5 separate regions of the Homo sapiens genome follow, and all the other regions are linked to region 1. Evidence: chromatin contacts called from ENCODE Hi-C or POLR2A ChIA-PET data. All regions are on one chromosome and are shown on one strand. The core of a region is the stretch at or near the end of the contact, and the rest is flanking DNA. Distances in the headings are between cores, read along the strand shown. Region 1 holds the start of ZNF816 (zinc finger protein 816). Region 2 holds the start of ZNF616 (zinc finger protein 616). Region 3 holds the start of ZNF610 (zinc finger protein 610). Region 4 holds the start of ZNF480 (zinc finger protein 480). Region 5 holds the start of ZNF766 (zinc finger protein 766).

Region 1 (5,653 bases), core at 2,949-5,448:
ATTACCTAGGATTTACTATCCAACAGGGGGAGCGCAGCCTGGGATCAGAAGGAAAGCAGGCTTTTTGCAACCTACTGAAGCCTAAGACCAGAAAGCAGGTGAAAGAATTCTTAGGTGCTGTGAGGTTCTGCAGACCGTGGATCCCAAACTTTGTAGTACTGGCCAAGCCTCTGTACGGAGTCACAAAGGGGCAGGACCAGGAACCTTTTGAACGGAGATCCCAACAACAGCAAGCCTTTCATGAGTTAAAAGAAAATCTTATGTCAGCCCCAGCCCTGGGGTTACCTGACCTGACAAAGCCTTTTACGCTGTATGTTTCTGAGAGAGAAAATACGGCAGTTAGGGTTTTGATCCAAACTGTGGGGCCCTGGCCGAGGCCAGTGGCCTGCCTCTCTAAGAAACTAAATGGGGATTCTAAAGGTTAGCCCTCATGTTTGAGGGCCTTGGCAGCAACTGCCCTGCTGGCAGAAGAAGCAGATAAACTAACTCTTAGGCAAAACCTGAACATAAAGGCCCCCCATGCTGTGGTGACTTTAATGAATACCAAAAGACATCATTGGCTAATGAATGCTAGACTAAACAAGTACCAAAGCTTGCTCTGTGAAAATCCCCACATAACCATTGAAGTTTGTAACACCCTGAACCCCGCCACCTTACTCTTGGTATCAGACAGCCCTGTTGAGCATAACTGTGTAGAGGTGTTGGACTCAGTTTACTTTAGCAGGCTTGACCTTTGAGACCAGCCTTGGGCATCAGTAGACTGGGAGCTATAAGTGGACAGGAGCAGCTTCAACAGCCCACAAGGAGAGAGATGTGCAGGATATGCGGTAGTAACCCTGGACACTGCCATTGATGCCAGATCGTTGTCCCAGGGCACTTCAGCCCAGAAAGCCGAGCTCATTGCTTTAATTCAGGCCTTAGAACTCAGTGAAGGTAAGACTGAAAATATTTACACTGACTCTCGGTATGCCTTTTTAACCCTTCAAGTGCATAAAGCATTATATAAAGAAAAGGGCCTGTTGAACTCTGGAGAAAAAGACATAAAATATCAGCAAGAAATCTTGCAATTATTAGAAGCAGCATAGAAACCCCACAATGTGGCAGTCATGCACTGCAGAGGACACCAGCGAGCTTCCACCTCGGTTGCCTTAGGGAACTCCAGAGCTGACTCAGAAGCTCGAAAAGCAACATCCACACCCTACTGGGCATCAGTCACAGCCCCCTTGCTCCCTCAAGCACCTGACCTTGTACCTACTTATTCTAAAGAAGAAAAAGACTTTCTCCAGGCAGAGGGAAGACAGGTGATGGAAGAAGGAAGGATCCGGTCACCAAATAGGACAGTACCTGTGCCACAGCTGCTAGGAGCCACAGTTGTACTGGAGGTGCATGAAACCACCCATCTAGGTCAGGAGTCACTTGAACAGTTGTTAGGCTGGTACTTCTACAGCTCACAATTGTCAGCCCTCGCCAAAACCGTGGCACAGCGGTGTGTTACCTGCCGACAGCACAATGCGAGGCAGGGTTCAGCCATTCTGCCCGGCATACAAGCTTATGAAGCAGCCCCCTTTGAAGATCTCCAGGTGGACTTCACAGAAATGCCAAAGTGTAGAAGTAACAAGTATTTACTAGTTCTCGTGTGTACCTACTCTAGGTAGGTGGAGGCTTATCCCACACGAACTGAGAAAGCTCATGTGCTTCTTCGAGATCTTATTCCTAGATTTGGACGGCCCTTACGAATCAGCTCGGATAACGGGCTGGAGTTTGTGGCTGACTTAGTACAGACGACAGCAAAGGTATTAAAGATCACGTGGAAACTGCATGCTGCCTTCTGACCTCAGAGTTCTGGAAAGGTGGAGTGAATGAATCGGATTATCAAAAATAGCTTAAGGCCTTAGGAAAAATTACACAAATGATTTCAGCCCAGGTAAATGAGAGATGCCCCATTAGCTTATTCTCCCCAGTTCACTCTTTCTCCCCGGGTGATTGAGTGTGGATCAAGGACTGGAACGTAGCCCCTGTGTGCCCCCACTGGAAAGTACCCCAGACCGTCATCCTGACCACTCCCACCGCTGTGAAGGTAGAAGGAATCCCGGCCTGGATCCACCACAGCCATATAAAACCTGCAGCGCCTGAAACCTGGGAGGCAAGGCCAAGCCCAGATAACCCCTGCAAAGTGACCCTGAAGAAGACGACAAGCCCTGCTCCAGTCACACCCGGAAGCTGACTGGTCCTACGCACAGTGGAAGCATGAGGAAGCTCATCGTGGGACTCATTCTTCTTAAATTTTAGACTTGTACAGTAAAGGCTTCAACTGACCTTCCTCAAACTAAGGACTGTTCCCAGTGTATTCATCAGGTCACTGAGATAGGACAGCAAATTAAAACAATCTTTCTGTTCTATAGTTATTATGAATGTACAGGCACGTTAAAAGGATCTTATTTGTATAATTCCACTCAATACAAGGTACGTAGCCCAGGAAATGACAAACCTACTATGGGTTATAACCCATCTAAGCCTCCTGCAACCACCGTTTTTCAAATAAGATTAAGAACTGGTCCTTTCCTAGGTGACACAAGTAAAATAATAACTAGAACAGAAGAAAAAAGAATCCCCAAACAAGAAACTTTAAATTTGATGCTTGTGCAGCCATTAATAGTAACAAGCTCAGATTAAGATGTGGCTCTCTTAACTAAGAAAGGAGCTGCACAGTAGAAAATAAATGTTTGTCATGAGGCAGAGGTCTGTGAAAATTTGCCTGTTGCCCATGTGTTATTTAGGCTACTTAGAAAAATGACAAAAAAGACCCGGTTCACTTTCAAAAAAAAGAAGCCAACCCCTCCTGTGCTAGCAGTCACTGTAACCCACTAGAACTAATAATCACTAATTCCCTAGACCCCCGTTAGAGAAAAAGAGAAGGTGTAATCCTGACGGTCAATAGGACAAGGGTAACCCCCCAAGTTGCCATTTTAGTCCGAGGGGAGGTCCCCAGGCCCTTTCCCAAACCAGTGTTTCAAGCCTTTTATAATGAGCTAAATCTGCCAGCACCAGAGCTTCCAAAAAAGACAAGGAACTTGTTTCTCCAGTTAACGGAAAATGTAGCTCATTCCCTCAATGTTGCTTCTTGTTATGTACGCGGAGGAACTACTGTTGGAGACCGATGGCCTCAGGAAGCCCGAGAGTTGGTGCCCACTGATCCAGTTCCTCACACAATTCCAGCTCAGAAGGCCCAAACTAGCAACTTCTAGGTCCTAAAAACCTCAGTTATTAGACAATACTATGTAGCTAAGGAAAGAAAAAACTTCAGCAACCCCGTAAGAAAGCTCAATTGTCTAGGACAGAAGTTGTATACAACAGCACAACAAGGACAGTCACTTGGTGAGGCTTAAACCACACTGAAAAGAACTCATTACGTAAATTTTCTAAATTACAGACTGCCTAGGCTCATCCAGAATTTCATTGAGACTGGACGGCCCCCGCTGGACTATACTAGTCCAGGCACAGAGACTATACTATACTATACTAGTCCAGGCACAGGCTATACTAGTCTGTAGGCACAGAGACCCATCTCCAACAACAAAGAAGAAAAGTGAAAATCTGGGTCCTGGCTCTGGGAATCTAAGGCCAATTAATGTGAACTTTGCAAAACTAGACCAAAAGGAATAACCCCATCTCCCCACCCGTAGTAACAAAGGATCAAAGGGTACTCTCCCTGTAGCCCTCCCACTTCCACCACGTCTCAGATGGAAAGGGAAAGAGCCCAGGAGTGGCCACAAAGCACCGGCCACCCTGGGGCTGCGGGGCTGCAACGCTGCGCTCCAGGGGCCGACTAGAGCGAGGCTGGGAAGCGCTCTTGCCCAGGGCAAGAATCCAGCTCCGGGTGAGGACTTGAAACAGCGCGAGGCGGGAGGACGCGTCAGAAAGGGTTTTGCTAAGGAAAGTTTCGCGACAGGAGGTGTCTGCACGGCCCCACTGCAGAAAGACCGGGGACGGGACCAGCCTCAGGGCAACTTTAAACTCAAAAGGAAGCGACTCACGGACTCTCACCCGGACGTTTCAATTTGCTCTGGGTTGAGAAAAGAGGGGCCGGAACCTGCAGGTCTGTGGGGACCCCACGTCCCCTATATAGCAGCACCAGACAACTAGGAAACGCACACGCCGCCGTGCAACTTTCAGTCCACGCCATCCGCTTCCGGGTCTGTGCCAATCGGCGCAGGACAGAAGCGGGACCTGGGCCAGATCCCCGAGAGGTGGGCGGGGCCTGGGCGAGGCCGGGGCGGGGTGCAAAGGACAAGGGGCCCGGCGCGGAAGAGAAGAGTCTTGGGCTGGGAGGAGTCCGCGGGGGCGGGAAAGGGGCGGGGCCTGAGCTTTTCTCCATCTCGCTCTCCGCGCCTCTGTTTTCAAGGTTTTAGAGGTGAAACCCGCCAGTGAGGCTGGAGCAGCTCAGCAGTCAGGGAAATAGTACCTCCCTGAGAAGTCGCCGTGTGGCGGTAATTGGATCCGGGAAAGTTCCTTGCTATTGAAATTTATTTTAGCAATTTAATTCCAAAGCCTGGAAGTTGTCTACGGCAGGAATGCAAACTAGAATGCGAAATGCAAAGCCTTGCCTGAGCGAAAGGTACAATTTCATGCTGACGGTCCACAGAACAGAATAGAAATCCTCTCCCTTTCAATTCTCCATTCACTGGAGTGGGAGAGTCCACACTGTGCTCAGCTCCTGAGACTTCCCTAGGGCCACCGTCTGGGGTGCGGAGCAGAGGAGTGTGCTTAAACACAGCAGGGATGCGGGCGGGGTGGCAGGAGTCTGGGGTCCCCGCTACTCAGGAAGCAGGGGCGAGAGGATCGCTGAGCCTGGAGTTCCAGGCCAGCCTGGGCGACAAAGTAAGACCCTCTATCCCAGAGCTCCCTCCTCCGTCTCAATAAACAAAAAAGTGATTTAAAAAAAGCACTGACATTGTAACAGTGCATATAAGTTGCCCAGTTGTTTCTTACGTTTATTATTTCATGCTGCACTTAAAATGAGTTATTTTTGTCGTGGAAAAGAATCAAACTGTAAAATATCTTAAGAGATTTATTCTAAGCTAAATATGAATGACCCTCAGGAGGTCCTGAGAACATGTGTCCAAGGTGATGGGGAACAGCTTGTTCTTAGACATTTTAGGGAGGCATTAGACATCAATCAAATACATTTAAGAAATACGCTGCTTTGGTTCAGAAAGGAGGGGCAACTCAAAGCGGGGACTTCTGGGCTACAGGTAAATTGAAACATTTTCTGATTGACAATTGGTTGAGTTTGTCTAAATACCTGGGATCAACGGAGAGGAAATGTTCACGTTAAGGTAAAAGATTGTGGAGACCAATGTTGTTTTCAAGTCTTCTATTGGCTGCCCTTAGAGATAATAGATGATAAGTGTTTTCTATTCAGACCTTTAAACAGTGCGAGATTCTTACTTAATCTCTTCAGGATTGGTAGGGCCTAGAAGAAAAAGATCTAGCTATGTTAACAGAGATTCTTTACAAATGCACATGTACCCCTCACAAAGAACAGCTTTGCAGGACCATTTCAAAATATGGCACAGAAACATGTTTTGGGGTAAAATATTTTGACTTTCTTCTTTGTCACGTTATTCCAGAGTCAGACTGGAAAGTAAGACAG
Region 2 (6,028 bases), core at 712-3,211, 820 kb before region 1:
TCTCAACTCTCCTTCAAAGACATACATTGTAGGCCTGTAGAGGTGGTTCACACATGTAATCCCAGCACCTTCAGGGGCTGAGGAGGATGGAGTGCAGCTGAGAGGCTGCAGTGAGCCGATATAATTTTACCGCACTCCAGCCTGGGCGACAGAGACCCTGTCTCAAAAAGAGAAAAAACAAACAAAAAACCAAAGATACATCTTGTAGTGACAGTCAGTCATTTCTTGCCTATTTCTCTCCTCCTCCATCCTCTACTCCCTCCCTGGAAAGAAGAGTTACAAAATGACTGAATCAAGTCACTGCCCTGTGGCTAAATAGGGATTCCAAATATCTTTTGATATAAACAAATACAAAATGCACAAGCCTTGTAGAAAAGAGTGGTAATTTTCATCCTCATGAGTACAATTTAAAGAAACAAATTTTAAATTAGAGTATAAAGTCACAAATCAATACATTAAAACCACCATCCATATCCAATCAACTCACAGCTCATCTGGGTGGGGTCCTCGCCCACTCTCTTCACTACTATGTGTTTCCCGCTCTCATTCTGCACGTCTTTTTTCCCTTTGCTGTTTTTCTCCCCTTTCTTTATTCCCTCTTTTATGTCTATTCTGCCCAATGCTTCGAAATTTATTTCACCTCTTGTTGCTCTTTCTCCCCAAACTTTCCCATTGTCCCCAGCCGCCACGTATTCCTGCCTCTTTTCCCCCATCTGAGCTCCCTGTCTGCTCTCCCTGTTAAAATCCCTCTTCCCTGTTAAATTCCCTTTTCCCTGTTACATCTCCTTTGTTCCCACTCTCTAGCACCCCCAACTTCCTAGGCTTCCTCCTTGCTGTGGTTCTCCCTCTACTCTCCTTTGTTACCCACTCCCCTCTCCTTCAGTCCCAGCACCACGTGGCTCTGTCAGCCGCGGCTCCGACTCTTACCTTTTCCGCCCCCCGCGTCTGACTGCAGTGCCTCCTCCTTTGCCGCCCCTCTCTATTTTGCTGCCCTTCAGCTCCCTGAAGCTCTCCCTTTTCCCTAATTTCTTTATGTGCTTTTCTCCCCGTGCTACTTTCTCCATGCGTCCTCTTGCACTCTTGCTCTCTTTGCCAGTACCTAAATTATCATCCATTTTGCCGTGTACTCATTCTTTTCTCCCCAGTTTTTCTTTCTGTCCCGTCGCTCCCCCTCTTTTCCTCTCCTGATCCCTCTCACCCACACATTCAGGAGGAAAGGGGAGGAATACGATGCCCACCTCCCGGAAGAGCACATTTTCCAGTGGAGTAAAAATTTGGGAAGGAACGACAGTGGGTGTCACAAGACAGACTCGGGTGACCTCCTGCAACGCGGAGTCAGGAAAAGCAGTGGCTGTGAAGGGGCAGCCTGGGGAGGGGAAGGACCCGGCGTGAGGAGGACACTAGGTGGCGCGCGGAGGACACTAGGTGGCGCGGGGGACGGTGTCTCAGGACAGGGAGGGTCTGCAGAATCCCAGGACCTGGGAGAAGAAGCGGCTCCTTCAGGAGCTGGGCAGCGGGCGCTCCCCTCCAGGCGTCGACAAGGGCGAAGCTCGGGGGTCTCGACTGGTGGGAATCCACCTCGCGAGGGAGGACTTGACTTCGCCCGGGGCCGAAGCAGGGGTCAATGAGAGTTTTAAGCAGGAACACGACCTGAATGGGGTTATCGACATGGTTATCTACATGGCAGAAAGGCAGGGGGCAAGGAACAGCCTGAGAGAGATTTTAAACCGACAGGGAAGCAATTCTCGGACTTACGTGGGGAGAAGTGCCTGTTGCAGGGGCGAAGGGGCTATGGGTATTTTAAGGTCCGTAGCGATCCCCAGATCACTGGTACGGAGAAGTGAGGACTGCAAAGTGCACGTTTAATCCAGGCAGACGGAGCGAAGTAATGTTTAATCCACGTAGACTGAAACACACACACAGCGATAAGGCCTTTCCCTGGCGCAATCTGCTTCCGGGAGTGACGGAAACTGCTAGCGGAGAGAAAAAACTGGGAGGCCAGGGGGCGGGGCCTGGGCGAGCCGCGACCAGCAAGGGGCGGGTCGGAAAGAGGGGCCTGACTCGGGGAGGGACCCTGAGAGGGTGGAGCCGGGCCGGAGCGGCAGTGGGCGTGGCTAGGTGGGGCGGGACGGAGCCGCGGCGGAGGATGGGGCGGGGTTTCATGGGGTAAGCGGGGCCGAAATAGAGCCTGTTATTTACTCTGGTTCACAGGCAGCATGTCTTTGGTTTTCTGACTACTTCTTGTCCTGTGAAGCAGCGTTGCTGCCTGCCTATTTTAAGTTAATGTTTCAAAATTTAAGGTTAAAGCTTAAAGTTGTGGTCCACTTATATTAGAAACTAAGATGATTTCTTAACAAGTTGAACTAAGTCAAAACCGATTTTTACAAGCTTGGTGGACTCCATCCACTCTTGCCGATGATGCTGAAGCTACTCAATAGTCAGGGAACTAGGATCTCGCTGGGGATTTGATGTGGAGCCGTGGCTGGATCCAGGAACCCGGAAGACATTATGCCAAGCGAAATATGCTAGACACAGAAAGACAAATACTGCCTGTGCTTTTACACGTGCAAAGTACAAACGTCAAATTTACAGTAACAGATTAGAAGGGTGGTTACCAGGGCTGGGGGATGTATCCTATGCCTTTATCACCATTATATTTTGGAAGCAGATAACTTCTCTGGCCTCACAGATTCACAGCTGGGCAGAAATTTTGCCTCAGGATGAATCACACCTTGATTCTCACCCATGTGTGGTTCAGATAATATTTAGGGGGTATTCTGCCCTAAGAGCTGATACAGGAATGGATTAAGACTTTTGAGAGTTGATACTGAAATGGATTAAGTCTTTTGAGATGGGCCAGCAGTTTTGGAGGCCCAGGTGGGCAGGTCACTTGAGCTCAAGAGTTCAAAACCAGCCTGGACAGCATCGTGAGACCCCCATCTCTACAAGAAATACAAAAAGTAGCCAGGCTTGGTAATGCACTCTTGTAGTCCCAGCTACTTGGGAAGCTGAGGTGTCAGAATTGCTTGAGGCCAGGGATTTGAGATCATCCTGGGCAACATAGCCAGACCTCTCTACAAAAAATTAAATTATCTGGACATGGTGGCCTGCACGTGTGGGCCCAGCAACTCGGAAGGGTAAGGAAGGAGGATCATTTGAGCCCAGGAGGTGAAGGCTGCAGTGAGCCATGAGAAGAGGAGATTTGGTTGGGTGCAGTGGCTAACGCCTATAATCCCCACACTTTGGGAGGCCAAGGTAGCAGGGAGCTAACTTGCATTCTTCTGTTAGCTGAGGCGTTTGATGATAAATGAAAGCAGAAAGTTTGTGACTTATTTACGTTCTTTCCACAGAAAGGCCATATGTCCTTGGCCATAAAGAAAAAGAGACCTACAGCTTATCTGCTTCCTCTATTTTTTTTTATATGTTCTGGACCATGAAGAAAGATTTATAGCTTATTTGCTTTATCTCTTTGCTTTCTCCTGGTCCTTTCAGGCTGACTCCTTTTCCCCAATTAGGGCTCCACAGACTCTACCCTCAAAGGGCATTTTTTTCTCACCCTCCTATAAAATCCCTCCCACAAATAAACCAGGATCCTATTTCCCAGCATGAAAAGTTTGTTGGAAAAAAAACTGAGGCTGCATGGGACCTTCTTTCTCTTCTTCAAAACTACTTCACCTCTTCTCTCTTTTGTCTCTCTCTTCCTAACTGCCCTGCACAATTCTAGGTCCCCAGTGAATCCTTGGGTTGACATGCAAGGGAAGAACCCATAGGGAAAGGAAATCTCTGGCTTTCAGAGATAACTTTTTGGATATCTGGATGCATTCATAACCATCCTTGTGTTACCAGAAAGGGGTCCTGATCCAGAACCTGAAACTTCCATTGCACAATTATAACTGAGAAAATTATTACAGTGAAAGAGATCTGACCTAATCAACTCCATCTTGCTTTTAACCTCCAAGCTGCTCTTGTTCATTCCTGGGCATAGGCTGAACTAACTTTGGAAGGAACTTAGTTTATAGTTTGAAACAAAGACATTAACAGCCCTTTCCCAAAACAAACCCCCTTCCTGCTTGGGGACTAGACTGCCTTTGTAAGACTAACAAATTAGGCACAAGGTGAGAGATGATGGTTTAGGAGTCATGTAGCTGGAGGCTACAAGATTCTCACCCTTCCCAGATTGTTCCTGGGGATAACATTACTATTATAAAACCTAAGATCAGTGCTTGAGATATTTTGCATTCCCTGCACTTGATGGATCACCTGACACCAACCCAGATCCATAAACTGGCTCATCTGGTCTTGTGACCCCACCCAGGAACTGACTCAGTGCAAAATGACAGCTTCAGATCTCTATGATTTCGTCTCCTACCCAACCAATCAGCACTCCCGACTCACTGACACCTACCTATCAAATTATCCTTAAAAACCCTGATCCCCGAGTTTTCAGGGAGACTCATGTGAGTAATAAAAAAATTTCAGGTTCCTGTACAGCCAGCTCCACATGAATTAAACTCTCTCTTGCAATTCCCCTGTCTTGATGAATCAGCTCTGTCTAGGCAGCAGGGAAGGAGAACCTGTTGGGCAGTTACAACCAAAAGGGAGGGTTCTTGGATCTCATGCAAGAAAGAATTAGGGGTGAGTTCACACTGTAAAGTGAAAGCAAGTTTACTAAGCAAGTAAAGGAACAAGGCAGGGTGCAGTGGCTCACGCCTGTAATCCCAGCACATTGAGAGAGGCTGAGGTGGGCAGATTGCTTGAACCCAGGAGTTCAAGAGCAACCTGGGCAACATTACAAAACTCTATCTCTACAAAAAATACAAAAATTAGCCAAGGGTAATGGTGTGCACCAGTAGTCCAAGCTAGTTGGAAGGCTGAGGTTGGAAATTGCTTGAGCCTGGGAGAATTTTTTTTTTTGAGGCAGTGTCTGGCTCCGGTCACCCAAGCAGTAGTGCAGTAATGCCATCTCGGCTCAGACTCTAATTCAACACGGAATGTTGAGCTTCTGAGCGTGATATAGCGGAAGTGCCTTCTCTTCCGGTCTCTCTGGTCTTGGCCGCAGAAGCCAGATGACGAAGGGAACGTCATTGTTTGGAAAGCGTCGCAATAAGACGCACACGTTGTGTTGCCGCCGTGGCTCTAAGGCCTACCACCTTCAGAAGTCGACCTGTGGCAAATGTGGCTACGCTGCCAAGCGCAAGAGAAAGTATAACTGGAGTGCCAAGGCTAAAAGACAAAATACCACCGGAACTGGTGGAATGAGGCACCTAAAAATTGTATACCACAGATTCAGGCATGGATTCTATGAAGGAACAATACTTAAACCCAAGAGGGCAGCTGTTGCAGCATCCAGTTCATCTTAAGAATGTCTATGATTAGTCATGCAATAAATGTTCTGGTTTTAAAAAATACAAAAAAAAATACTGAATGTTTACTCCTGAAACTTATGATGCCTAGGTTGAGAAAGACTCAATTTTCCTCATGCTAAATACTTTATACATGTCCTTTATTCATGCATACATAGGACACTTTACACAATATAATTGTTGAAAGTGCTTCTGAAATACTGTTCAAATTGTCTATAATATTTTTACACATGCACTATAAAAATTAAATTTATCAGACAATAAATATTAAATAATTTAATAAAATTGCATTTTTCAAAGGCTCTAACAATGCATATTTGAGTTATCATATTAAACATTGTATTCTATGATTTTTCAACTGTAATATAATTTTTTTTGAGATGGGATCTTGCTCTCTTGCCCAGGCTGCAGTGTGGTGGTGCAATCACGGCTCATGCAGCCTCCACCTCCCCAGGCTCAAGTGATCCTCTCACCTCAGTTTTTGTGTTTTTAGTAGAGATGGGGTTTTATAATGTTGCCTAGGCCGGTCTCAAACTTCTGGGCTCAATCTGTCCACCTCAGCCTCCCAAAGTGCTAGGAATACAGGCATGAGCCACAGAGCCCAGCCAAAACTACATTTTAAAAATAATTTTTTATCATTACACACTCCACTAGAAACCATTTAA
Region 3 (6,268 bases), core at 1,847-4,346, 630 kb before region 1:
GTTAAGCAGGCAACATTAGAAGGAGAGCTCTTAACCTGCTCAGTAATGCAAAATCGGCAAGGCAATCAGGTGTATGTTTATAAAAAGATAAGAAAAAACGCATTAGAAGCCGAAACTGCGCAGCCAAGCAGGCAGTAGGTGGAAGAAAAGGCTCAGCAGCAGAAAAGCTCCCGGTAACCAAGCCGACAAGGCCTGCCCAGGCTGGCAACATCCCCCTGGCAAAGGAGGGAGGGACCGGCGCAGACACAGGCAAAGCCTAAGAAAGTACAACATGGCTGCCTCCCAGGACCTGCACCGCTGCCCTCTGGCTCTGTGGGCAGCCCGTAGCAAAATTTCATGTGTTACGTCCCAGGCTATGATTCTCTGCTAAGATTTAAGTAAAATGTAAGAATTTGAAAAACCTGCTTTCTAATAATGGTCACTGTTGTTACCTCTCTTCTATCCCTGACGTAGCTTTCCAAATTCAATTTAAGTAAAATAGTAACCTCTGAAGGGAGAGAGATTACAGAGGGCCCATGAATTAGTTAAAGAGTAATTAAAAGCTAGGCATGTAAAACCACACATTACTCTTTAAAGGAGAACTTTAAACCTAATTAAATGGTATTTGTTAAATTAAAAGGTAAAAATGCTGTGCCCTTCTCAGAAAGTGAAGAAAAGTTGTATGTAAGTGTAGTGAAAAACTTATGCATGAATGACTGTCTTAACCTACTGATTACAGATAGTCTTTGATTTGTGCTTGCTAAAAGAGTCCTAAATTGAGTTCTCCAGCTATGGAGTCACTGTTTTCAAGACTGTTTGCCAGATTAAACTCCATAAACTTGGTCACATCCCACAGGCCTTCAGCTCCCTGCAGAAAAGAACATGAGTTAAAACCAAAGAAATCAGAATAAATTATGAATAAGTTGATGGTAGTATATCAACAATGGTTTATAAACTGTAAAACCCATACAAAACTAGTATAAGATGTTAATAATAGGGAAAACGGGTCAGGGTATATGGAACTTGTCTACCTTTTTTGAATTTTTTAAATATAAATCTATAAATCTTCTAAAATAAAGTGTATTAGTTTTTTAAATAACTAATTTAGGCCGGGCTTGGTGGCTCACGCCTGTAATCCCAGCACTTTGGGAGGCCAAGGCAGGTGGATCACGAGGTCAGAAGTTCAAGACCAGCCTGACCAACTTAGTGAAATCCCGTCTCTACTAAAAATACAAAACTTAGCCAGGCATGGTGGCACGTGCCTGTAGTCCCAGCTACTCGGGAGGCTGAGGCAGGAGAATTGGTTGAACCCGGGAGTTGGAGGTTGCAGTGAGCTGAGATTGCGCCACTGCACTCCAGCATGGGTATTGGAGTGAGACTTTGTCTCAAAAATAAAATAAAATAAAGTAATTTATAAAATTAAATGAATATTGACTGGAAACACAGATGAAACAAATTTTCTAGGAAAATGTACTCTACCAATTTTGACAGTAGTAGAGACAGAAAATCTAAACAGAATGTAAGATGAAACATATAAGATGATTTAACAGAGAAATTGCACCAATCTTTCAGGCAGGAGAATCACCTGAGGTCAGGAGTTTGAGACCAGCCTGTCCAACATGGTGAAACCGTGTCTGTACTAAAAATACAAAAATTAGCCAAGCACTGTGGTGCAAGCCTGTAGCCCCAGCTACTTGGGAGGCTGAGGCTGGAGAGTCGCTTGAACCGGGGAGGCAGAGGCTACAGTGAGCTGAAACCGTGTCACTGCACTCCAGCCTGGGTGACAGAGCAAGACTCTGTCTCAAAAACAAACACACACACACACACACACACAATGTAATTTACATCTATTTTTTAAAGTTATTGGTTTTTTTAAAAGCAACAGTTGGGCCGGGTGCAGTGGCTCACCCCTGTAATCCCAGCACTTTGGGGGCCGGGGCGTGGGGGGGGGGTGTGGATCACGAGGTCAGGAGATCGAGACCATCCTGGCTAACACGGTGAAACCCCATCTCTACTAAAAATACAAAAAATTAGGCGGGCGTGGTGGTGGGTGCCTGTGGTCCCAGCTACTCAGGAGGCTGAGGCAGGAGAATGGCGTGAACCCAGGAGGCGGAGCTTGCAGTGAGCCTGGGTGACAGAGCGAGACTCCGTCTCAAGAAAAAAAAGCAGTTGGTGGTGGCCTAACATCCCTCCGGGGACAGGACCCATCGCCGAACGATGGGTATGGTGGCATGTGCCTGTAGCGTTTTTAACACACAGGGAAGCGACCGCCAGACTCTCACGGAGATGCCCCGTTCGTTCTGCCTTGGGCCAGGTAAATACGGATTCCCAGGTTGGCCTTAACCCTCCAACGCGCTTGGCGTTGTCCCTCGGAAACTCTCTAGAGATGAGCACTCTAGAGATGACTCAGTGGACTGGGAAAGGCAGACCCACCTCAATTTGGGTGGGCACAATCTAATCAGCTGCCAGCACAGTCAGAATAAAAGCAGGCAGAAGAACGTGAAAACACTAGACGGGCTTAACCTCCCAGCCTACATCTTTCTCCCGTGCTGGAGATCAGAGATGATGATGGAAAGGGAGAAGATTTCTATTATGTTCTGTGGGCCGTCAGCATGAAATTGCACATGCTACCCAGGCAGGGCTTTGCATTTCACATTTTAACTTGCATCGCCTTCACACAGAATTCCAGGCCTTTTAAATTAAATTGTTAAAATTAGTTTTTATTTACTTATTTATTTTAGGACAGAGTCTACACTGAGTATAGCACTGGGTCTACACTACGCCCAGGCTGGAGTGCAGTGGCCATGATAGCTCAGTGTAGACTCGAACTCCTGGGCTGAAGCGATCCTCCAGCCTCAGCCTCTCTAGTCGCTGGGACTACAGGTGCCTGCCACCACGGCCGGCTTAAAATTGATTTTAATAGCAGGAAATTTCCTGGATCTAATCCTCAACTGACGTTGCTTTGCTCCGGCAGGATCCCAGTTTGCAGAGGGCTGAGCTGCTCCAGCCTCACTGCCAGCAAAACCCGGAAAACAGAGGCACTGGAGGCGTGGCCTAGGGAAGCCCCGCCCCGTCCCGTCCCGGTCCGCTCTCTATGCTGCGCGCGCGCAGTTTTTTGCAGACCCGGAAGCGGATCGCGTGGGTAGAAGGTCACACCGCAGCGCGTCAGTTTCCCTTTGTTTAGATTCAATCTGGGCTTCCCAGCTCCCCCGCGCTTCTGTACCCGGGATCTGAGAGTCAACACAGACCTTGAAATCCCCGCACCGCTCCCTCCACCCCGTGTAAATTCAGGCGTCTCCGTGAGAGTCCGGCGCTCGCTTCCCTGTGTGTTAAAATCGCTCGGCGACGGGTCCTGTCCCCGCTCGTTCTGCCTTGGGCCAGGTAAACACGGATTTTCGAGACTCCTTTCCGCTTAAAACTCTTTACTGACCCAACGTCCTGCCCCGCGCTTTTAAAAGTCCTTACCGCAAGGTGGATTCCCGCCCGGGGAGCCTCCCAACCTCGCCCCCGGCCCCTGAAGCGCAGCGCCGCAGCCCCAGTCCCGGCGGGGGAGGCCGCGTCCTGTACTGGGTCCTGGGACCCTTGAGACCCCACACTTCTAATAATTCAGCCCCACCCTTTTCCTCCTTGATCCGGGCCTTCCTACTCCCCAGGCCTCCCCTTCGCAGCCATCGCTACTCCCGACCCCCGGGTGTGGGGACGTGACTTCTTCTGTCTTAGGACATTCAGGATTCTTCGTCCCAAATTCCATCCCACTAAAAATGTGCTCTTGGCGGAGGTGGGCACCTTATTGTACTCCCCTGCCTATGGATGTGTGGGGAAAGATGGTGAAAGAGTGGCAGGAAATAGAAAAATTTTGAAAAAGAAGCATGAGGGAGATCCATAAGCAGACGGCAGAGAGTAGCTGAGAGATTTACAGAGACAGTGAATGAAGCCGAGAATGTAGCAGGGGGAGAAAAGTAACTGGAGAAATGTAGAGAAAAGCTGGGTCTCCAGAGAGATGAAGATGAAGCAAGATTGGGAGAGGGGCAGAAAGGGGGAGGCTCCTCAGACAGAGTAGGGGAGAGGAGGAGGGATTTGGAGCCAGGGCAGACAGAGCAGCATGGTGCTGGGACAGCAAGAGGGGGCAGCTGATGACAAGGAGAGCAGAGGGAGAACCACAGCATGGGGAGGCCTGGGATCCGGGGGGGCCAGAGAGTGGGGACAAGAGAGTGTAGCAGGGAAGAGGAAATTTAACAGGGAGAACAGAGAGGAAGCAGAGATAGGGAGGGCAAGAAACAGGCAGAATGGAAATTGGGGACAATCAAAAATTGGACACAAAGAGGAACAAGGGGTAAAACAAATTGCCAGAATGGAGCAGAACAAATGGAAGAGAAGGAATAGAGGGAAGAGGGGGAGAAACAGCAGGAGAGGAGAGGGGCAGAAAAATAAGCCAATTCTTATGGGAAAAATGAAGTGAAAAAAAGCAGGAGAAAGAAGGTAAGAATGAGAGAGCTGTACAGAATGAGGGAGGGAAACATACTAATGACAAAAGAGGGGGAACCTGAGTGCAGATGAGCGATGAGTTGATGGACTATTATGATCAAATTGTGATATACTGATTTCTCTAATTGTAATCTAATAAGCACAAAATTTATTTCAAAAGTACAGATGAAGATGAGACTTGCAAAGTTCCTGCCTATAAGGGAAGTGCATTTTATAATTCTTGACATCACAAGTTAGCTTCCATTCACAATCCCTGTTCAGCCAGAGGGCAGTGACTTGCCTCATTCGGGTGTGGGTGAGTGGGTAAGACAGGAGGAAAAACCAAAGCGTTTTTCCTACGCTTACAATCAACACAATAGTGAACACCCAACACAGAATGCCACATCTCTGGTCACCAAAATGTGTTGGGGATTACTTCCCACCCACAAGCAGTTCATCAGACACCACCTGGGTGTTGTGTAATTTAACTCAATTTCACACTAACACTATCTATGTGGAGTTAGCCTCAGATTCTACAGGTTGAGAGCTCAGTTCCACAGGCATGCTCCCACTTCAGGTGCCACTTGCAAGTCCTGGGTTGGGACTTGAACCTTGTGACCAACCAACTATGAACCGGGGGTTCCCATGACCCTTTCCTCACATTTTGTGAATTTGCTAGAGTGGTTCACAGAACTCAGGGAAACTTTTTGCTTAGTTTCACCCATTTGTTACAAACCATATTACAAAGGATACAGATGAACAGCCAGATGGAAGAGCCTTCCTAGCAAACTAATCAAAATGAGGGGCTTTTGGACCAGGCGCAGTGGCTCTTGCTTCTAATCCCAGCACTTTGGGAAGCCAAGGTGGGCAGATCCACTTAAGGTCAGGAGTTCAAGACCAGCGTGGCCAACAAGGTGAAACCCCATCTCTACTGAAAATACAAAAATTAGCTGCGCATGGTGGCGTGTGCCTGTAATCCCAGCTGCTTGGCTGAGACACAAGAATCTCTTGATCCCAAGAGGTGGAGGTTGCAGTGGGCCAAGATCGCACCACTGCAGCCTGGGCAACAGTGAGACTCTGTCTCAAAAAAAAAGGAGGGGCTCTTAGTAAACATGTTTTTTTTTCTTTGAGACGGAGTTTCGGTCTTGTTGCCCTGGCTGGTGTGCACTGGCGCGATATTGGCTCACCACTGAAGGGGTGGCCTGCCCCTCCACACCTGTGGGTGTTTCTCGTCAGGTGGAATGAAACACTCAGAAAAAGAAAGAGACACAGAGCAAAGTACAGAGAAAGAAAAGTGGGCCCAGGGGACCGGCGCTCAGCATACGGAGGACCCGCGCCGGCCCGGTCTCTGAGTTCCCTCAGTATTTATTGATCACTATCTCTACCATCTCGGAGAGGGGGATGTGGCAGGACAAAGGTAATAGTGGGGAGAGGGTCAGCAGGAAAACATACGAACCAAGATCTCTGTCATAAATAAGGAAACGTGCTGTGCCTTGATGTGCATGTATACAAACATCTTGGTGCAGTAAAGAGCAGTATTGCTGCCAGCATGTCTCACCTCCAGCCCTAAGGCGGTTTTCTCCTATCTCAGTAAATAGAACATACAATCAGGTTTTACACCTAGACATTCTATTGCCCAAGGACAAGCAGGAGACAGATGCCTTCCTCTTATCTTAACTGCAAAGAGGCCTTCCTCTTTCACTAATCCTCAGCACAGACCCTTTATGGGTTCCAGGCTGGGGGATGGTCAGGTCTTTCCCTTCCCATGAGGCCATATCTCAGGCTATCACATGGGGAGAAACCTTGGACAATACCTGGTTTTCCT
Region 4 (5,638 bases), core at 1,565-4,064, 670 kb before region 1:
TTCTTCTGGAACTGCTTTGACATCCACCTGAAGTTTGGTTTGGGTATTGAGAATGATGATGCCATTCACTAATGTGATCTCAAAATGTTTACTCCATAATGAGGCTTTCTGGGGAGAGCAGGGTAGACTTCCCCGGTTGGTCCAAATATGACTAGGGAATCGGCATAGGTGACTGGCTTGGGGTATGATGATTGTTAAGGGATAGGGCTTGGGCAGGGGTGCCCACTTGTGGTTTGAACTTTCAGCTGGTGCCAAAGGAGTGGGCACTGAGGATTTTTCAGTTGACCAGATGGGCAGAATAGGAAGAGGGAGTGCAGAGGTGTAAAAGGCGTTGGTGTTCAGACATCACAAAATGCAGTCAACTCTAGGACAACTCTAGCTTCCTCTGGAAGCTCCTGCCATCTTGGTTAGGAAAGACTCTGATTTTCTTCATGATAATATCTTACGTTCCTTTTATAGTTACAGATACAGGTCTCATTGCACAATATGATTGTTGAAAACACTTGTGAAATTTTTTTAGTAAAATTGCCTAAGATACTTTTTATAGTAGACAATGAAAATTAGTGTGTGGGTTTATAATAAATATAATGTATTATATAATATGATTAAAATATATTTGTTATAAATATGATATTACTAGAAGAGCATTTTTCCAAAAGCTATGGAAATGTCATTTTCCCGTTACAGCATCAAGCAATATATTCCATGGTTCATTTTCAACTCTAATAAAATTATATTTTGTGTTTATATATGCACGTATAGACACATATATAATATTTTTTTTTTACTTTTTTCTTTTTCTGTACATTGCATCCAGATGCTATGCTTGTTTGTTTTTTTTTTTGAGACAGAGTCTTGCTCTGTCACCCAGGCTGGAGTGCAGCGGTGTGATCTTGGCTCATTGCAGCCTCCGCCTCCCAGGCTCAAGTGATTCTCCTGCCTCGGCCTCCCGAATAGCTGGGATTACAGACATGCACCATCACCACACCTGGCTAATTTTTGTATTTGTAATAGAGATGGGGTTTCACCATGTTGGCCAGGCATGGTCTTGAACTCCTGACTTCAGGTGATCCACCCGCTTCGGCCTCCCAAAGTGTTGGGATTACAGGCATGAGCCACCATGCCCGGCCAGATGCTATGCTTAATACATTTTTTCCGAATGTCACTCTAGTGAAAATTTTAGGGGACACAAAAATGAGACTGTTGTTTGGAGACAATATTTTTTGACAAGAGTATGCACAAGACAATGGCAGGTATAAACGTTTTATTGTAAATATGAAAAAGGAAAAAATGCTTTCACTATATTAGAGGACTTGAAGTAACGTGAAGTGATTCCAACCCTTTATCTTTATTTTATTTATTTATTTTATTATTTATTTTTTTGAGATGGAGTTTCACTCTTGTTGCCTAAGCTGGAGTGCAATGGAGTGATCTCAGCTCACTGCAACCTTCACCTCCCGGGAGCATGCTGCTCTATCTTTTTTTTCAGATGTTTGAGCTATTCCAGGTTTTTTGGGATTTCTGTTGGTTTGTTTTGTTTTTTGCTTTTCTACATAATTGTTTGGATAATCTTGTCAGTATCTACGAAGTGCCTTGATAGTAAATATATTAACCCTGTGTATCAATTTGGGGTAATTTCACATTTTTTTCTATGTTGAGTTTATCAATAAATTGATATTGTATATGTCTCTATCTGGGTGTCTTTGATTTCTTTCATCAGCATTTTGTAGTTTTAAAATCCTGAGAATGTTAAATTAACATATTTTTTGACTTTTTTTTTTTTTTTTTGAGACAGAGTCTTGTTCTGTTGCCTGGTCTGGAGTGCAGTGGCACAATCTCAGCTCACTGCAACCTCCGCCTCCCAGGTTCAAGCGATTCTCCTGCCTCAGCTTCCTGAGTAGCTGGGATTACACGCGTATGCCACCATGCCCAGCTAATTTTTGTATTTTTAGTAGAGATGGGGTTTTACCGTGTTGGCCAGGCTGGTCTCGAACTCCTGACCTCAAATGATCCACCTGCCTTGACCTCCCAAAGTGCTGGGATTACAGGTGTGAGCCACCTCGCCCGGTTAATGCTTTTTTAAAACCAACAATTGGTGACCTAAATTCTCACTGGCCTTAGCCCTCCATGCCCCTGGTGCTGTCACTAGAAAACTCTCTGGAGCTGAGCACAGGGTTACCTCTGTCCCTCCCGAAAGAACAGGGAATAGAAAAGGAGAGGATTTCTATTCTGCTTTGTGGGCCGTCAGCATGAAATTGCACATTCTGCCCAGGCAGGGCTTTGCAGTTCATGTATTAACTTGCGTCGCTTTCACAGACAATCCCAGGGCTTAATTAAATTGCTAAATTTAGTTTTTTATGTATTTATTTGAGAGACTGAGTCTCTGTCGCCCAAGCTGGAGTGCAGTGGCCGTCATAACTCAGTGTAAACTCGAACTCCTGGGCTCAAGCGATCCTCCCGCCTCAGTCTTCGGGGTAGCCGGGACTACAGGTGCCCGACCGCACGGTCGGCTTAAGATTAACTTTAATAGCAGGAATTTTCCTGGATCTAATCATTAGCCGACTTTGCTCAGTCCCGGCAAGAGTACAGTTCCGAGACAGCTGAGTTGCTCCAGTCTCCTTGACAGGTCTCCCCGGCAAAACCCGGAAAACAGAGGCACTGGAAGCGAGGCGGAGGGAAGCGCAAGCCCCACTCCGCCCCGCCCCCGCCCCCGCCCCCGCCCCCGCCCCCGCCCCCGCCCCCGCCCCCGCCCCCGCCCCCGCCCCCGCCCCCGCCCCCGCCCCCGCCCCGCTCGGACCCCTCCGCTGCGCGCGCAGTTTCCCACAAACCCGGAAGCGGATCGCGTGGAGTGAAGGTCACGCCGCGGCGCGTGAGTTTCCCTTTGTGTAAATTAATCTGCGCTTCCCAACTCCCCCGCGCTTCTGTACCCGGGATCTGAGGGGCCACACAGACCTTGAAATCCTCGCACCGCTCCCTCTACCCCGACCAAATTCAGGCGTCTCCGTGAGAGTCAGGCGGTCGCTTCCCTGTGTGTTTAAATCGCTCGGCGGCGGGTCCTGTCCCCCGTCCTTCTGCCACAGGGCCATGTAGTCACCTCCTGTCGCGGAGTTTTCCTGTTTCAAGTCCTTCAGTGATGCTTACATCCGCCCCGCACAGCGTAAAGTCCTCCCCCGCTAGGCGGATTCCGGTCTATGCGGTCCCCCAAGCCTCGCCTTTGTTGGCCCTGGAGCACAGCGCTCCAATCTCAATCCAGGAGAAGCCGCGTCTTCTGCCCAGTGCTGGGATTCTGCAGACGCCACCCATCTCTTGATCCAGACCCTACCTTTACCCTCCTTGATACGGGGCCCCGCTACTCCCCAGGCCTCCTCTTCCCAGACACCGCTTCTCCTAACCCTGCGTGTGGGGAGGTGACTTACTCTGTCTCTTGACATCCAGTGTTCTTGCGGGCCAAATAACACCCCACTGAAAAGGTGTTCTGCTTGTGGACATCGGATCCCAATTCCTTCCATGTGAATGTGTGCAGAAAGAGAGACGGAGAGCGAGGGAGAAGAAAGAGAAAAATTTTGAAGGAGAAAAGAAGATTGAGGGAGAGCCGTAAGCAGATGGCAAAGTAGAGAGTGGATGGAGGATTTGCAGAGACAGCGAATGAAGCCGAGAAAGTAGCAGGGGGAAAAAAGCAACTGGAGAAATGCAGAGAAAAGTTCCATCTCCGGAGAGATGAAGGACAGCAAGATAGTGAGAGGGGCAGCAAAGTGGGAAGTTCCTCAGTTTGAGAGTGGGGGAGAGGGGGAGGGATTTGGAGCCAGGGCAGACAGAGCAGCGTGGTGCTGGGACAGCAAGAGGAGTCAGCTGGTGACAACGAGAGCAGAGGGAGAACCACAGCAGGTGGAGGCCTGGGATCTCAGGGTGCCAGAGAGTGGGGACAAGGGGGTGTAACAGAAAAGAAGGGATTTAACAGAGAGAGCAGAGGGGGAGTAGAGTCAGGGGAAGAGGCAAGACCGGGCACAGTGGCTCACGCCTGTAATCCCAGCACTTTGGGAGGCCAAGGTGGGTGGATCACGTGAGGTCAGGAGTTTGAGACCAGCGTGGGCAACATGGTGAAACCCCATCTCTACTAAAAATGCAAAAATTAGCCGGGCGTCAGCGCGCGCGTGTAATCCCAGCTACTCAGGAGGCTGAGGCAGGAGAATTGCTTGAACCCGGGAGGCGGAGGTTGCAGTGAGCTGAGATTGCGCCATTGCACTCCAGGCTGGGCGACAAGAGCAAAACTCCGTCTCAGGGAAAAAAAAAAAAAAGAGACAAATAGGTGGAGAATGGGATGATCAAAGATTGAGCAGAAAGTTTGGAAGAGGGGTGAAACAAGTTGCCAGAATGGAGCAGAACAGGTGGAAGAGAAGGAATAGAAGGAAGAAGGGGAGAAACATCAGGAGAAGAGAGGGGCTCAAAATGAGCAGAATCTTAGGGGAAAAATAAAGGGGGAAAAAAGCTAGAGAAAGAAGGTGAGAATGAGAGATACGTACAGAATGAGGGAGGGAAACACAGTACCCAGAAAAGAGGGAACCCTGGGTGCAGATGAACGGTGAGTTGATTGGATATTATGATTAAGTTGTGACATTGATTTATCTATTTATAATTTGATAATATGAAATATACTTTAAAAATACAGATGAAAATGGATATGCAAAACTCCTGTCTGTAAGGCTGGTGCATTTTATAATTCTTGGCATCAGACTTTAGCTTCCACTCACATTCCCTATTCAGGCACAGGTCAGTGACTTGAGTCATTCAGGTGTGGGTCACCCACTTTCCTTTTCCTGGGATGGGGTAGGGTGTGGGCGAGTGTAAAAGATAGCAGGAAAACCAAAGTGTTTTTCCTACTCTTGCAGTCAACACAATAGTGAACACTCAACACAGAATGCTTCATATCTGATGAACAAAATGTGTGGGGATTTCTTCCCACCAACAAGCAATTCGTCAGACACCGCCTGGGTGATCCGTAATTTCAGTCAAGTTGACACTGTCTACTTGAAGTTAGCATCAGATCCCACAGGTTGGGGGCTCAGTTCCACAAGGCTGCCGCTACTTCACGTGCTGGTTGTAAGTTCCTGGTTGGGACCTGAACTTCAACCAAACATCTAAAAATTGAAGATTCCCTTGACCCTTTGCTCAGATTTTATTAATTTGTTAGCCTCATTCACAGAACTCAAGGAAGCATTTTGCTTAGTTTTACCCATTTGCTATGAAGAATATTGCAAAAGATACAGATGACTAGCCCGATGGAAGAACCCTCCTAGCAAATTAATCAAAAGAAGGGGCTTTGGGATACCCTGATTTTTTTTTTCTTTTGTTTTGTTTTGAGACAGAGTTTCACTCTTGTTGCCCAGGCTGGAGTGCAATGGCATGATCTCAGCTCACTGCAACATCCATCTCCCAGTTTCAAGCATTTCTCCTGCCTCAGCCTCCCAAGTAGCTGGGATTATAGGTGTGTGCCACCACGCCCAGCTAATTTTTGTATTTTTAGTAGAGACGAGGTTTCACAATGTTGGCCAGGGTGGAATAAATGGAGTTCAGTACTGTTTGAAGTTCCAGGCATCCAATGGGGGTCTTGGGACATCTTCCCCATGGATACGGGGATTCC
Region 5 (5,793 bases), core at 2,078-4,577, 690 kb before region 1:
TGAACTCCTGACCTCAGGTGATCCACCTGCCTTGGCCTCCCAAAGTATGGGATTACAGGCGTGAGCCACAGTGCCCTGCCTAATTTTTTGAATTAGCTGAAATTTTCTTTTGGCCAATATTAAGGTCACTGGTGAATATTCTATGCATGCCTTATAGGGATAAATACGAAATAAAAATGAGAGCCTGCATTCCTCCTTTGAAAATATGGCAAGGCATTTCTCTTCCTCCTCTTTTTGTCAGAATATTTACCTTAGAAAACTTGTGAGTACTTTCTCCCGAAATGTTTATTTTTAGAAACTAAATAAACCTTTTGTCAGCATAATGACCTAGGGATATCTTTCTCAAGGACTTGGGAGACATCTCTTTCAAATGTCAACATCACTAGAGATAGCACCTGTATCTCTCTGTTTCTGTGGGTTGGTAGGAGCCTATCTACAGTGGGTACCTGGCTCCATTTTGTAAAACTACCACCTGTTGTAAACATATAAGTTAGGGTTTTCCCCCCTGCTTCTGAATAAAGCTAATTGGCTAACATAGATGGTCTCCCCAATTACCATGTAAGGTCAGGATGAACAATGTATAAGCAATAGCGCAATCAAGTTTTTGAGGCTAATCAGTGCTTATCTCAAAAACCAGTCTATAATGGGTTGTATAGAAATTATTCTTTTTCCTATCTCCTAACGGATTGCCTCTATTGCGTATGATATTCCTGTTAAATGTTTATTCATCAATAAAATTGTTGGCCAGGTGCAGTGGCTCACACCTGTAATCCCACTTTGGGAGGCCGAGGTAGGAGGATCACTTGAGGTCAGGAGTTTGGGACCAGCCTGGTCAACATGGTGAAACCCTATCTCTGCTAAAAATACAAAAACTTAGCTGAGTGTGGTGGCACGCGCCTGTAATCCCAGCTACTCAGAAGGCTGAGGCAGGAGAATCACTTGAACCTGGGAGGCGGAGGTTGCAGTGAGCCGAGATTGTGCCACTGCACTCCAGCCTGGGTGACAGAGCGAGATCCTGTCAAAAAAAAACAAAAACCAAAAATGTCCATGCTGATCCCTTGAAAATTTTAGAAGCAACAAACTCCCCATATACATAATGGGTTTATAACTTTAAGCTATAATCAGCTTATCCTCTACTTTTTAGTTTCATGAAAAGCTCTGCAATCAACTCATTTCTTTGCTTCAGATCATAAAAGTCAATGCTAAAAGTTGTTTCGTGGCAACATAGCTATTTAGCAATATTGTGTAATATAGACATCTATCTTGTACAGATCCCAAAATCTATCCCAGATACTGCATCTTCAAAAAATAATGCTGACCTAGGCCACCATGGAGTGTGCCTGGAGTCCTAGCTACTTAAGTGGCTGAGGCAAGAGGATGTCTTGAGCCCAGGAGTACATATGCAGCCTGGAAAACACAGTTAGACCCTGTCTCTAAAAAATAATAATAATAATCGAAGTAAAATATGCTGATATGGGCCGGGTGCGGTGGCTCGCGCCTGTAATCCCAGTGCTTTGGGAGGCCAAGGTGGGCGGATCACGAAGTCGGGAGTTCGAGACCAGCCTGGCCAACATGGTGAAACCCCGTCTCTACTAAAAATACAAAAAATTAGCTGGGCATGGTGGCAGGCGCCTGTAATCTCAGCTACTCGGGAGGCTGAGGCAGGAGAATTGCTTGAACCCGGGAGGCAGAGGTTGCAGTGAGTGGAGGCCATGCCACAGCACACCAGCCTGGGCAACAGAGCGAGACTCCAACTGAAAAAAATAAAAATAAAAAATGCTGATATGTCATCTCGTATCCATCTTTGTGACATATCACTATATCCTCATTTTAACCTGCTAATATTTTAAATATGTTCATTTTCATATCTAAACATGATCATACTTCAAGATGGATGAAGGGATCCAAAAATAGGGATATAAGGCCGGGTGCGGTGGCTCACGCCTGTAATCCCAGCACTCTGCAGGCCAAGGTGGGCAGATGATCACCTGAGGTCAGGAGTTTGAGACCACCCTGGCCAACATGGCAAAACCCCATCTCTACTAAAAATCCAAAAATTAGCCAGGCGTGGTGGCACGCGCCTGTAATCCCAGCTACTCGAGAGCCTGAGGCAGGAGAATTGCTTGAACCCAGGAGGTGGAGGTTGCAGTGAGCTGAGATCGTGCCATTGCACTCCAGCTTGGATGACAGAGTTAGACTCTGTCTTAAGAAAAAAAAAGTTGGGGGGGTGAGATATCAGAGAAAAGCATACTTATTAGTACCTGTTAATTCAAAAATATTGCCATAAAATTATTGCCGGCAGACGTAAGGCTATTTAAAATTTGATAATCTAGTTTTACTTCTATCAGGGTTCTATAAAAGAATAATCGGCCTACCAAATACACTTAGAATTACTGCAGAGTTATTCTTTAGATCAATAAATACAATTGTCTTCTGAAGACTATTTTAAGGGCTTTGTTATCTACAGGGGCCAGTACATTGAAGAAGAGAAAACAAACAAGATTTAAGAGATTATAATTTTTAAAATAAAAAGTATGTTTACTTATTACTTTCAGAATGCACCTAAAGTGAATCTGAAATTACAGTATTTTTAGAAAATATTGACCTAAGCCTCAGCCTCCCAAGTAGCTGGGATTATAGGCGTGTGCCATCACGCCCGGCTAATTTTTGTATTTTTAGTAGAGACGGGGTTTCTCCATTTTGGTCAGGCTGGTGTCGAACTCCTGACCTCCAGTGATACGACCGCCTCGGCCTCCCAAAGTGCTGGGATTACAGGCGTGAGCAACCGTGCCCGGCCTCTATTGCTTTTTTAAAAGCAATAGCTGGTGACCTGACTTCTCACCGGCCTTAGCACTCCACGCCCCAGATGTGGCCCAGGAAACTCTTTGGAACTCTCTACTCCAGAGTGAATGGGGAATAGAAATGGAGAGGATTTCTATGCTATTCTGTGGGGCGTCAGCGTGAAATTACACATTCTGCACAGGTTGAGTTTGCATATTGTATTTTAGTTTGCATTCCTTTCACAGACAATTTAAGGGATTTTCAATTAAATTTCTAAATTTTAATTGAATTCCTTAATTTTAATTGTGGGAACTTTCCTGGATCCAAACAACAGACGTTGACCCTCCTAGTGAGATCCCAGGTCACAAACCGTGGAGCGGCTCCAGCCTGACTGGCAAGTGTGGCTTGCAAAACGCGGAAAACCGAGACACGCCCAGAGATAGGAGGAGGGAAGTGCAGGCCCCGTCCAATAAGTATTCAGGCCCCGCCCGCCACGTCGCTGGCCACGCCCCGGCCCGGCCTCTCCGTTCGCGCGCAGCCGCCTGCAGACCCGGAAGTGGATGGCGTGGAGATATGGCGCAACTGCGGCGCGTGAGTTTTCCTTTGTTTAGATTAAGTGTTCGCTTAGCGGTGCCCTCACGCTTCTGTACCCGGGATGTGGGGGGCGGTACAGACCTTGAAATCCCCGCACCGCTCTCTCCACCCCGAGTAAATTCATGCGTCCCGTCAGAGTGTTAAAATCGCCCTAGGGCTGGTTCTGTCTCCGGTCGTTCTGCCGTAGGGCTGCGTAGGCAGCTGCTTTCGCGCCGTTTTCCTGCTTAAAACCCTTCAGTGACCCCTCCGCCAGCCCCGCGCCACGTAAAGTCCCCGCCTGCGAGGCGGATCCACGCCCTCCGGGTCCCAAGCCTCGTCCTTGTCGGCCCCTGGGGCGCAGCGCCGCAGCCGCCATTCGGGAGGGGCCGCGTCCTCTGCCTGGTCTGGGGATTCTGCAGACCCCACCCCTGATCTGCCTGCCGCCGTAGTCCTCCTTGGGCCGTTCCCTTCTGTCCCCAGGCCTTTTCGCAGTCACGGCTTCTCCGGATCCTGTGTTGGGGGAGGTGGCCGGGACCTATCTCAGGGCACCCAGTGTTCTTCCGTCCCAAATTCCTCCCATTGGAAACTGTGCTCTTGAGGAGGTGGGTATTTTATTCCAGTCCCCTCCCTGTGAATGTGAAGTGAAAGAGAGATGGAGAGCGAGGTAGAGGAAACAGAAAAATTTAGAGAGAAAATAATGAGGAAGATCCATAACAAGACGGCAACGCAGAGGGAGGGTGAGAGATTTGCAAAGTGAAAGAAGCACCCCAGGAAGTAGCAGGGAGAGAAAAGCAACTCGAGAAATGTAGAGAAAAGTTCTATTTCTAGACAGATGAAGGACAGCAAGGTAGGGAGAGGGGCAGCAAAGCGGGAGGCTCCTCAGACAAAGTTGGGGAGAGGAGGAGGGATTTGGAGCCAGGGCAGACCGAGCAGCGTGGTGCTGGCACAGCAAGAGGGGGCAGCCGGTGACAAGGAGGGCAAAGGGAGAACCACCCCAGAGATCTGGGGTTGCCAGACAGTAGGGACAAGGGGGCGTGACAGAGAAGAGGGAATTTAACAGGAGGAGCACAGATGGGAGAAGAAAGAGGCAGAAATATATGGAGATTGGAGACAATCAAAAGATTGGAGAGAAAGAGCAACAAGAGGAAAAAAATTGCAAGATGGAGCAGATGAAGTGGAAAAGAAGGAATAGAGGGAAGAAGGGGAGAAACTGCGGGAGAGGAGAGGGGCTCAAAATCTCGGCTCACTGCAACCTTAGCCTCCTGAGTTCAAGCGATTCTCCTGCCTCAGCCACCCGAGTAGCTGGGACTACAGGCGCCCGCCAGCTCGCCTGGCCAATTTTGTATTTTTAGTAGAGACAGGGTTTCACCGTGTTGGCCTGACGGGTCGTGAACTCCTGAGACCTCAGGTGATCTGCCCACCTCGGCCTCCCATAGTGCTGGGATAACAGGCTTGAGCCACCTTGCCCGGCCTCCTCACATTTTATTAATTTGCTGGAATGGTTCCCAGAACTCAGAGAAAATTTTACTTAGGTTTACTATCAGTTATAAAGGTTATTACAAAGGATACAGGTGGAAGAGCCATCCTAGCAAATCAAAATAGAGGAGTGTGTTTTGGAAACCGTTAATTTTATCCATATCTGAGGTGAGGGGCAGTCTTGTGGGACTGAGTCCTTAACTGGGATCTGATTCTATCTCCAGGTAGATACTATCAAAATTGAGTTAAATTGTGGGTCATCCAGCTGGGAGTGTGCCAGAGAACTGGTCAGTATGCGGAAAAACACGTGCACATTTCCATCTCAACCAGTAAAGGGAAGAGATCTCCAACCGGCCCACCCACCTGTCTCAGGGCCTGTGATCTCTACTCAGTAGTAACTGGGAATGGTCTGTCCCTCCCCCTGGCTGTTGCTGACCCTGCGATTGTGCACCAGGTGCCAGCCCTACTCACAGTCTCAGGACAGTGTGACATCCTTCCTCTGGCATCACCAATATTTACTTCAAGGGATTACTTTGGTTAGTGCACCCACATGGAGGTATTGTCCATGAAAACACACACAGACACACTGGCTGGGTGCGATGGCTCACGCCTGTAATCCCAGCACTTTGGGAGGCCAAGGCGGGTGGATCACTTATGGCCAGGAGTTCCAGACCAGCCTGGCCAGCACGGTGAAACCCCATGTCTACTAAAAATACAAAAATTAGCTGGGTGTGGTGACACGTACCTGTATTCCCAGTTACTCCGGAGGCTGAGGCAGGAGAGTCACTTGAACCCAGGAGGTGGAGGTTGCAGTGAGCCGAGATGGAGGTTGTAGTGAGCTGAGATCATGCCACCGCACTCCAGCCTGGGTGACAAGAGTGAGACTGTCTCAAAAAAAAAAAAAAAAAAAAAGCACAGATGAAGCCTTCATTTTCTTGCCACTCCTCCATGATTAAAATAAAA

What was found. Hi-C counts contacts between places; a loop is a spot of excess contacts on that map. ChIA-PET counts read pairs that join two places held with the same protein, here RNA polymerase II (POLR2A). Pooled maps may share reads with other maps.
Region 2: a map of CD8-positive, alpha-beta T cell shows a loop between it and region 1 (17-fold over the local background). The contact joins the promoter of ZNF616 here to the promoter of ZNF816 in region 1. A Hi-C loop is called at or near these places in 1 of 168 maps with a recorded cell type or tissue (CD8-positive, alpha-beta T cell), 3 of 37 single-sample maps with no recorded cell type and 9 of 50 pooled maps.
Region 3: a pooled map shows a loop between it and region 1 (6-fold over the local background). The contact joins the promoter of ZNF610 here to the promoter of ZNF816 in region 1. A Hi-C loop is called at or near these places in 1 of 37 single-sample maps with no recorded cell type and 7 of 50 pooled maps. POLR2A ChIA-PET finds 5 or more read pairs at or near these places in 1 of 52 experiments (WTC11).
Region 4: a loop to region 1 is called in a map of chondrocyte, with 1.9 times the contacts of the local background. The contact joins the promoter of ZNF480 here to the promoter of ZNF816 in region 1. A Hi-C loop is called at or near these places in 1 of 168 maps with a recorded cell type or tissue (chondrocyte), 4 of 37 single-sample maps with no recorded cell type and 15 of 50 pooled maps.
Region 5: a map of naive thymus-derived CD4-positive, alpha-beta T cell shows a loop between it and region 1 (4-fold over the local background). The contact joins the promoter of ZNF766 here to the promoter of ZNF816 in region 1. A Hi-C loop is called at or near these places in 1 of 168 maps with a recorded cell type or tissue (naive thymus-derived CD4-positive, alpha-beta T cell), 4 of 37 single-sample maps with no recorded cell type and 13 of 50 pooled maps.

The regions. Positions count from the first base shown.
Region 1 is chr19:52,958,683-52,964,335 of GRCh38, forward strand. It overlaps ZNF816 (zinc finger protein 816), which reads right to left and starts at 4,199. Exons shown (of 4, transcript NM_001202457.3): 1 at 4,045-4,199. ZNF816-ZNF321P (ZNF816-ZNF321P readthrough) reads right to left here and starts at 4,199. Exons shown (of 4, transcript NM_001202473.2): 1 at 4,035-4,199. RefSeq lists an enhancer at 3,917-4,166 and a silencer at 4,227-4,426.
Region 2 is chr19:52,137,977-52,144,004 of GRCh38, forward strand. ZNF616 (zinc finger protein 616) reads right to left here and starts at 1,962. Exons shown (of 4, transcript NM_178523.5): 1 at 1,756-1,962. It also overlaps the pseudogene RPL37P23. RefSeq lists an enhancer at 1,558-1,797 and silencers at 1,918-2,197, 2,208-2,257.
Region 3 is chr19:52,333,147-52,339,414 of GRCh38, forward strand. ZNF610 (zinc finger protein 610) reads left to right here and starts at 3,097. Exons shown (of 6, transcript NM_001161425.2): 1 at 3,097-3,360. RefSeq lists an enhancer at 4,881-5,381.
Region 4 is chr19:52,294,355-52,299,992 of GRCh38, forward strand. It overlaps ZNF480 (zinc finger protein 480), which reads left to right and starts at 2,815. Exons shown (of 5, transcript NM_144684.4): 1 at 2,815-2,869. It overlaps ZNF766 (zinc finger protein 766), which reads left to right. Exons shown (of 4, transcript NM_001010851.3): 4 at 1-1,692. RefSeq lists enhancers at 2,877-2,926, 2,997-3,046.
Region 5 is chr19:52,266,260-52,272,052 of GRCh38, forward strand. ZNF766 (zinc finger protein 766) reads left to right here and starts at 3,328. Exons shown (of 4, transcript NM_001010851.3): 1 at 3,328-3,372. The coding sequence starts at 3,355. LOC124904763 (a long non-coding RNA gene) reads right to left here. Exons shown (of 4, transcript XR_007067331.1): 3 at 5,576-5,714; 4 at 2,985-3,982. RefSeq lists enhancers at 3,069-3,614, 3,537-3,831, 4,265-4,334 and a silencer at 3,125-3,354.